2 separate regions of the Homo sapiens genome follow, and region 2 is linked to region 1. A link is an interaction called in ENCODE POLR2A ChIA-PET data of the cell type or tissue named here. Cell type or tissue: Panc1. All regions are shown on one strand. Each heading gives the region's core, and the rest is flanking DNA. Links, peaks and the distances in the headings are about the cores only. Region 1 has its middle 16 kb from the start of MIR145. Region 2 overlaps GRPEL2 (GrpE like 2, mitochondrial).

The links. Peaks named below come from ENCODE experiments on the same cell type or tissue, not always from the same donor. Only the 100,000 strongest peaks of a DNase experiment are listed, where the experiment ranks them.
Region 2: POLR2A ChIA-PET joins it to region 1 with 6 read pairs; 12 of 35 experiments call an interaction of 5 or more read pairs at or near these places.

The regions. Positions count from the first base shown.
Region 1 is chr5:149,443,987-149,448,381 of GRCh38, forward strand. No RefSeq gene overlaps it. Among named protein-coding and RNA genes, the nearest start is that of MIR145, 16 kb to the left of the region's middle. RefSeq lists enhancers at 1,385-2,149, 1,860-2,154. In Panc1, for the core only: no CTCF peak of the experiment used is centred there; a DNase peak (open chromatin) is centred at 2,024; H3K27ac peaks cover 2,868 bases.
Region 2 is chr5:149,351,060-149,355,454 of GRCh38, forward strand. It overlaps GRPEL2 (GrpE like 2, mitochondrial), which reads left to right. Exons shown (of 4, transcript NM_152407.4): 4 at 1-3,524. The coding sequence ends at 223. All of the region lies in intron 1 of GRPEL2-AS1 (GRPEL2 antisense RNA 1), which reads right to left. Among named protein-coding and RNA genes, the nearest start is that of GRPEL2-AS1, 4.4 kb to the right of the region's middle. In Panc1, for the core only: no CTCF peak of the experiment used is centred there; no DNase peak of the experiment used is centred there.

The DNA.
Region 1 (4,395 bases), core at 172-4,171:
GGGCTGTGAGAGGGCTTCTCCCCTGCCACCATGCCCACCACTGCTTGGGGGGTTAGGGCACCAGTCTCTGGTCTCCCTTCAGCTGCCTGAAAGGGGGCTGGGCTGAAGGCAGTTCAAATGACTGCCTCACAAATGGTGTTCCCCGACATCGGTCAGGCTGCCAAGCAAACATCTTGGCTCTACCTCTGTCTTTCCTCGAGATGAACTCCCAGCAACCCAGGACCCTCCAGTGCTGAAGCAGAGTTCCTTGTCTCATTGTTCCAGAGTCCTAGTCTTGATGCTCTACCCATCTGACCCTCAGTCCCAACACAGCCCAGCACAGTTTCTCAGTGAGGGCCTTATTCAGATAAGACACCCAGGGAGTGATGATATGGTTTGGATCTGTGTCCCCACCCAAATCTAACCCCCAGTGTCAGAGGTGGGGCCTGGTGGGAGGTGATTGGATCATGCACGGAGATTTCTCATGCAAGGTTTAGCACTATCCCCCTTGGTGCTGTTCTCATGAGAGTAAGTGAGTTCTCACGAGATTGGGTTGTTCAAGAGTATGCAGCACCTCCCCTCTCTCTCTTGCTCCTGTTCCTGCCATGTAAGACGTGCTGGCTTCCCCTTCCCCTTCTGCCATGATTGTAAGTTTCCTGAGGCCTCCCCAGAAGCTGAACAGATGCCAGCATCATGCTTCCTGTACAGCCTGCAGAACCGTGAGCCAATTAAACCTCTTTTTCTTTATAAATTACCCAGTCTCAGGTATTTCTTTACAGCTCTGCAAGAACCAACTAATACAGTGACACATCCTGATATTCCAAAATTGCTCAAGTGGGTGTTTCAGTCAGCTAATGCAGTAACATTTGGTTTGCCGCAACACAAACCAACCCAAAATCTAATGGCTTAAAATAGCTTTTTTTTTTTTTTTTTTGAGACAGGGTCTTGCTCTGTCACCCACGCTGGAGTGCAGTGGCACAATCACAGTTCACTGCAGCCTCAGCCTCCTGGGTTCAAGTAATCCTCCCACCTCAGACTCCCAAGTAGCTGGGATCATAGGCATGCACCACCATACCTGGCTTATTTACTTTTTGTAGAGAAAGGTCTCACTATGTTGCCTAGTCTGGCTTCAAACTCCTGGGCTCGAGCAATCCTCCCACCTCAGCCTCCCGATGTGCTGGAATTACTTGGCCTAAAATATCAATTTATTATTTCTCATGATTTCCACGTGTTAAGAATAACGCTCAAAATCCTAAGGAAATTGTACACTCGAACAAAGGATTCTCAGCAAAGCAATTTTACTTCTGCGCAGGGGAGTGCCTTCTCGGCTAGTTGCCTTGAGATCACACTTGAACAAAGGTCACGAGAGCTTTTATTCTTGACGCAAGTCCTGCCTTTGTACCCTTTCCCCATTGGCCAGGGTCGGGTCTTACAATCTAAACTAATCTTGGTTGGCTAAACGTTGGTTTTTTTTTTTTTTTTAGATAGGGTGGGCACGTAAAAGAAAGTAAAAAAGAAGGGGAAGGGGTGTCTGTAATGAGCTAGAAAGTTAGTCCCCTTTCCAAATAAGGAAAGGAATGTGAGCTGGAACGGATAACGCCTGGTACTGAGGTGTGCCTGAGCATCTAAAAAAGGCAACAGGGAAAAAGGGGAAGAAGGAGGAGAAGGAGTGGGGGGATACTATGAATTAAAGAATAAAAGATTGAGCAGATTATTTCAAGGGAAACCTCATCATATCCCACACACGGGTTGGCTGAGCTCACCTGGGCCATTCTTCTGCTATGCATGGTGTTGGCTGGGGTTGCAATGTTCGAGATAACTTCCCTCACATGTCATGCCTTCACTATGGTGGCTGAAACATCGGTGTCTGCCCAGGCCTCAACTCTCCCGTGGCCTCATAATCTTTCCCACAGGGTAGCTGGACTTGTTTACATGGCAGCTCAGAGCTCTAAGGGAGTAAAAGCACAAGGCTCTAGGTCTCGTAAGGCCTCAGCCTGGAACTAGCACACCATCACATAAGCCACACTCTACTGGTCAAAGCAGGTCATAAAACAAGCTATGAGTCATGATTTAAGGGGAGGGGGAATGGACTTCACCTCCCACTGGGAGACAGCACACACGCACAGGGTTGAATCGTTGGCAACCATTTCACAGACACTCTGCCACGGTGTCCAAGCTCATTAGACTCCCAACATGTTGTCTATAGAAGAAGCAGAACAGCAGATATATCATCGGGCTGAGATGACTCAGCCCTTTTTTTATTTTTTGTTTTTTTTTTTGGAGACAGAGTCTTGCTCTGTTACCCAGGCTGGAATGCAGTGGCAGGATCTCAGCTCACTGCAGCCTCCAGGTTCAAACAATTCTCATGCCTCAGCCTCCTGAGTAGCTGGGATTACCGGCAAGTGACACCATGTCCAGCTAATTTTTGTATTTTTAGTTAGAGAAGGAGTTTCACCATGTTGGCCAGACTGGTCTTGAACTCCTGGCCTCAAGCAATCTACTGGCCTTGGCCTCCGAAAGTGCTAGGATTACAGGTGTGAGCTACTGCGCCCGGCCAGACTTAGCATTCTTAATCACAAAATTCTTATTTCCATTTCCTGGCAGAATTATGTTTTAGTTAATGTATTATTGGGGATAATTTCATTTGTATGTGATGGAAACTCAGTTTAAACCAGCTTATGCAAAAAAGAACATTGACTCATATACTATGAAATTCAGAAGTAGGCTGGGTGCGGTGGCTCATGCCTGTAATCCCAGCACTTTGGGAGGCTGAGGTGGGTGGATCACCTGAGGTCGGGAGTTTGAGACCAGCCTGACGAACATGGAGAAACCCTGTCCCTATTAAAAATAAAAAATTAGCCGGGTGTGGTGGCACGCACCTGTAATCCCAGCCACTAGGGAGGCTGAGGCAGGAGAATCACTTGAACCCGGGAGGCAGATGTTGCAGTGAGCTGAGATGGAGCCATTGCACTCCAGCCTGGGCAACAAGAGTGAAACTCCATCTCAACAAAAAAAAAAAAAAAGAAAGAAATTCAGGGGTATAACAGCTTCAGGCATGGCTGGTTCCAGGGGCCCAGTAATGTCACTGGTAATGTGTCACACTCTCCATTCTCTGCTCTGCTGTCCTGTGTATTGATTTTATTCCCTCATTCCCAGGAAAACTCTTTCTATAAGGTGCAAAAATAGCCACCAGCAACTCCAGATTTACATCTTATCAGCTTAGCACCCACACTGGAAAAGATGTGTTTCCCCTCACCCCTCCCCACCGCCCCACCACTTAAGTTAGCAAAAGTCCCAGGGCTGTCTCTTAATGGCCCAAACTGAACCATGAACAAATCCAGATTCATCACCATGACTCCAATTAGACAGGCCTGAGCATTGTGCTCACCCCCTGGAGGAGAAGAGTGGATGGAATCAGCCCCATCGGAACCACATGGACTGAAAGCTGAGGTGGGGAGGGGATGGGTTGCACAGAAGAAAAGCAGGTGATGTTACCAAAAGGAGGTGAAAGGCATAATGCTAAGAAACAAACACAACAGAGGGCCACTGCACTATCTGATGTGTCGGCAGACTAAGAAAGTCATATGAGCTCAGCTGGAGATAAGCGTTTTCCTGATTCTGAATTCCAGAATGAATCCCTTCACAGAAGCAGTTAAATCCAGGGCCCTTCCTGACACAGTGAACAATAGCTTCACCTCCATTTTTGTACAAATTTGGAAACATCCTTCAAGTACCCATTTCACAACTTGCCCAGCTTTGAAAGCCAAGGACAGAACACCTTTTGCCCCAAGGGAAGGCAATTTTTCAGGTTGCTCAGCTCACATGTTCCCAGGGACAGACTTCCAAACACTGGGAAGATGCTTAGTCAGCAAGAAGAATGGAGAGGCTGCCCTTCTCTAATATCCGGCATCTCTCTGAGCTCTCCTACCCTCCCTCACCTGTCTCACCATTCCATGTCACTCAGATCCCTGCTTTGGGCCAACGGCAAGTGTTCAGACCTTGGCTATAGTGATAGAGAATTGAGAACAACAAACGCATGGACTTGACTTTTAGAATGGAAAGAGATCAAGAATATCATCTAGGGAAGAGACTGCTGATTGTCCCTCAACATCCGTTCTCCCCTTCCACAAAGATGGACTTGGTAGCTGCGACCACGGCCACCCAGAATGAAGACAACATTTCCCGTCCTCCTTTGCCACTGGCCATGGCCATGTGACTAAGTCTAGCCAATGAGATGAGAGCATCGACACCCCTGGCAGCTTCTGAGAATCTTCCTTTTCCTTTTCCACCTTTGCCCCTTCATCCTTCTGTCACTGTCCCTTCTTTCATCTTGCTCCCTGGAATGTGGATATGCTGGCCACCATTTTGGACCATGAGGATGAAGGCCACACGATAGGGAATGTGATTTGAAAGACA
Region 2 (4,395 bases), core at 70-4,069, 93 kb before region 1:
AAAGCTGAAAAGTGTGTTTGCCAAGCATGGCCTGGAGAAACTGACACCCATTGGTGACAAATATGACCCCCATGAGCATGAACTCATCTGTCATGTGCCAGCTGGTGTTGGGGTGCAGCCTGGCACCGTGGCATTAGTAAGACAAGATGGCTACAAACTTCATGGCCGCACCATTAGGCTTGCCCGAGTGGAAGTGGCAGTGGAGTCTCAGAGAAGACTGTGAAGAGGCCATCAGGAACTGGATGTTCTCCCAGAGCGCAGTCACCTATGTTTCTTTTATTTATTAAACTAGGTTTGTATTGTACATGAGGTACTTCATGTGATATGTTTTGGATTTAGTCATATTGGCTTTATTTCTAAGATATTCTATTGATTTAATGTGACCTGTTTGGTCTCATCAGAAGTCTTACCATTGGGCATTTGAACAGTGTGACAGGTGTTCCAATGGCCTTTATCAAAACATGTTTAGGAAAATTGGTACTGTGATAAATTTGAATCCAAAATCCTTTTAACTATGGGTTTTCAACTACATGTTTCTTCCTAGCGGTCTCTATAACAGGAATTGTGTAGTATCTTGTATTTTGTGGAAAAAGGAGATGGTAGGGATTGGTTCAACATTTGGGTACTTAGAGGATAAAGCTTCGTGGTCGTATAAATTTAGATCATTTGGATTGATTTTTATACACATAGATTTTCAGGACTTTACCTTTTGTTTTGTTTTTTTCCTTTTAGCCATCTTTTGTTCTTGTAATCCCAACTAGATAGGCTTTATGCTCACATCATTGTCCCATACCCACCCCTTTCTCATCCCCATTTGCAGGGGCTAAAGGTCTAGATGAGACTTGGAAGGCAAGGAGCATCGAAATTTGAGATACCCAGGACCCTTTCAAGCAAGAATGGCCAAAAAGCCTTGTGCTGTCTTTGCTCTTCAAATTATTTTCAGCCTCCTTGTCATATAATCATTTCAGGCAAACTGAGGCAACACTAACAGCTAATGACCCAGATGGCTCTATTTGGGTAATTTACCTACAACTTATTCCACCAGCCTTTACTCCTCTGCCCTTTTGTCAATTTTACCTTATAATCCTTTATTAAATGATGGGAGGTGGTGATCAGGACAAAAGTGTTAGGTTCCCATGATTTCTCATTTCATTTATTAATAGTTAATGCTGAATTTTTTTTTAAGTTTCCTCTGGCTCTATTTATGTTACTTTTTGCGATAAGAACACTTAACATAAGTATTCTCTCCTCTTGGCAATTTTTTTTTTTTTTCCTGTGTTGCCCAGGCTGACCTCCAACTCCTGGGCCCAAGCAATCCTGCCTCAGCCTGCCAAGTAGCTAGGACTACAGGCGTTCACCACTGCGCCCGCAAAGTTTTTTTGTTGTTTTTTTTTTTAAGTTGGTACTCACAAATCACTACCTCTGTTATATTGACAAGCTCTATTTCCTATTCTTTGTATCTGTTAAGTCACATCTGTGTAAACATTGAGCTCACCTTTTATATATTAACCTCTAGAATTAATGGGCCTATGTGGTTTTTTTTCAGTCTTATAGCTGGTGTTCTGTAAAAGATTTGTCCAATAAACGACTTAATGAATGATACATCAGTCAGATTTTAGGAAGGCAGTCAATTATGGATATTTTAATGTTGGAAGAGGCCTTAATGATCAAATCTCACCCTTTCTGCTTCTGAAGTATGAAAATCTAGTCTTTTTAGGACTGGACACAAGGAAAATAATCTCTAAACTATTGACTAAATTCCAGTGAGAGTATGAATGAAGAACAACTAGATATTAATGTCAATCATTTAAGATTAATGGGCATGCAATTAAGTCTCCATTTAAGATTAATGGGCATGCAATGAAGTCTCCAGCAGACAATCAGATGTTGTTGGATGTCTAGATTATATAGGTTTAGGTTGAAGTTATAAAATAAAATAAAATTCATTTTCCACTGGAACTCTATGACATTCAGTGGAGTGGTGGAAAGTTAACCTCTTATACATTATAGATAATTCTAAGACAGCACACAAACTTATCAATAAAGCCATCTCCTTGTGGGCCTTACCATCTTCATCAGATTTAGACCCTTAAAAAACAAGTAAATATGCACTTTTAAAATGCAATCAAAAGACTGGTGGTTAAGCTTGTAAAACCAGAACATCTTTTGGCATTCCACTAAGTATATATTGTAAATTTAATGAACAATCAAGGTTCACAATAGGAAGTTGTCTTTTTTTGCCTTCCATTCTGTGAGATTTGACAGATGGTGACAATAAGAAAATGAGCTGATTGTAATTACTCTCTGTGTGTTTTTTTATTGCTAGCTATCATTACCAGTTAGAATTAACATTAATTACAATTAACAATAATTTTAGGTATGGAATGTTATGATTACCTAAAGAGATGTCTCTACCTAATGAGCTCAAGTGATCCTCCCACCTCAGCCTACCAAGTAGCCAGGACCACAGGCAAGTGCACCACCATGACTGGCTAGTTTTGTTTTTTGGTTTTTGGTTTTTGGTTTTTGGTTTTTTTTTTTTGGTTGGTTGGTTGTTTTTTACAGGCGGGGTCTCACTATATTGTCCAGGCTAGAAGAATTTTCTAATGGTCTATTACACCTCCCGTTTTGGCAAGTAAATTCAGAATAATTTTAGGTTCTTTTGTTATTCAGTAGTTTTGCAGACTTAAAAGTGTAAATTTAGAATTAGAAGATGAAGCTATAGTAGTAAGAATCTCAAGCTGAAGGGCTTTGGGGAGCCAAAGCAGCATATTAGAGCATAGGCTTGAACTTAAATCTCAGCTCAGTCACCTGCAGGACTTTAGGCACCAGTGATTTCACCCTTCTGAGCCTGTTTCTTTATTCGTAAAATGATTATAATAATTCTTTCACAGCGTTGTGAGGATTAAGTGAAATGTGTTAAATGCCTACTACAGTAGGTGCTCAGATATTTATTTTTATTTTTTTATTATGCACATTGTTTTTCCTGCCTTTTTATGGCTGTCTAAAGTCTAGGGAAAAGGGAAGACTGGTTAATGATGAGTAGAAAAAACTTGTAAGCTAATCATTCACTGACTTATTTTCCTTCCATTTTCTGGTTTTTAAAATTAGCCACACCACAGGAAACCCACATTTTTAGATGGAAAGAGCAAGAAAATTGTGTCAGTGCTCTTAGTTATTTTCATCTTAATGGTATAGTGAAAAGACATTGACTTGAGATGATACTAAGGAAGCTTTGGCTCACTCTCACTTGAAGAGGGGATCTTGGTGTTGTAGTACTTGGACTGTACAAATGTTTTACTGACTTTTCTTACTGCTGTAAAGGAATCAGGCAGTTGGGTATTGATATGTTATTTGGTGCTCTCATTCATGGCAAAGGATTTGATAAATAAAAGTTCTTTAAACACTAAAGCAAAATCAAATGAGCAAAACTAAGGATGAAATGTAATATTCATCAGAACAAGGATCACTGAGAAAAAATATTCAGAAACAACTTTAATAAAACCTGAATTGAAATAACTGCAGCTCTGGTGTTTAGAGTCTTTGTCTGCCTATTCGTATTGTATATGGAACATTATGGTCACTTCATGACTGCTGACCTGCCTTGTTGATGCTCTGGAGAGGTACCTTGAGATCTCATAGCAGCATAGCCAAGTGGATGCACTGTGGGCTTTCCCCACCCTGCCTCCGTGTTGAAGTCTTGTCTGTTTTATTCCTCCTTGACTTGCCTCTTTCTGATTGCTACATATTTCTTAGATCTGGATTCCTATTTCTGCCTTTTTTTTTTTTTTTTTTTTTTGAGATGGAGTTTTGCTCTTGTTGCCCAGGCTAGAGTGCAATGGCGCGATCTCAGCTCAGCGCAACCTCCGCCTCCCAGGTTCAAGCAATTCTCCTGCCTCAGCCTCCCGAGTAGCTGGGATTACAGGCACCTGCCACCACGCCTAATTTTTTGTATTTTGAGTAGAGACAGTTTCACCACGTTGGCCAGGCTGGTCTTGAACTCCTGACTTCAGGCGATCCACCTGCCTCGGCTTCCCAAAGTGCTGGGCTCACAGGCCTGAGCCACTGTTCCCAGCCCTATTTCTGCCTTCTTTTCTGGCATTGACTTGTTTTCTTGGGTTCGCCTTTTGGTTCTAGGTGTCTTATTTCCTTTGACTACTGCTGACTATTCTCCTAACCAGATTACAGACACTTGGCCTTGTTCTGACCTTCAGCTTCCCCATGTCCTTCCCACCTTGTGACTGCCTGGCCTTGTCTTTACCTCTGCTTCTCAGCTAGCTTCCATATACCTAGACTCCTGGCTGAATGGCCCTCTGTTGGGCCAGCCTTCCCTGGGATTTGGTCTTGCGTTTTCATTATCTTTCCAATACTGTCTGTACACTGTAGCTCCATAAA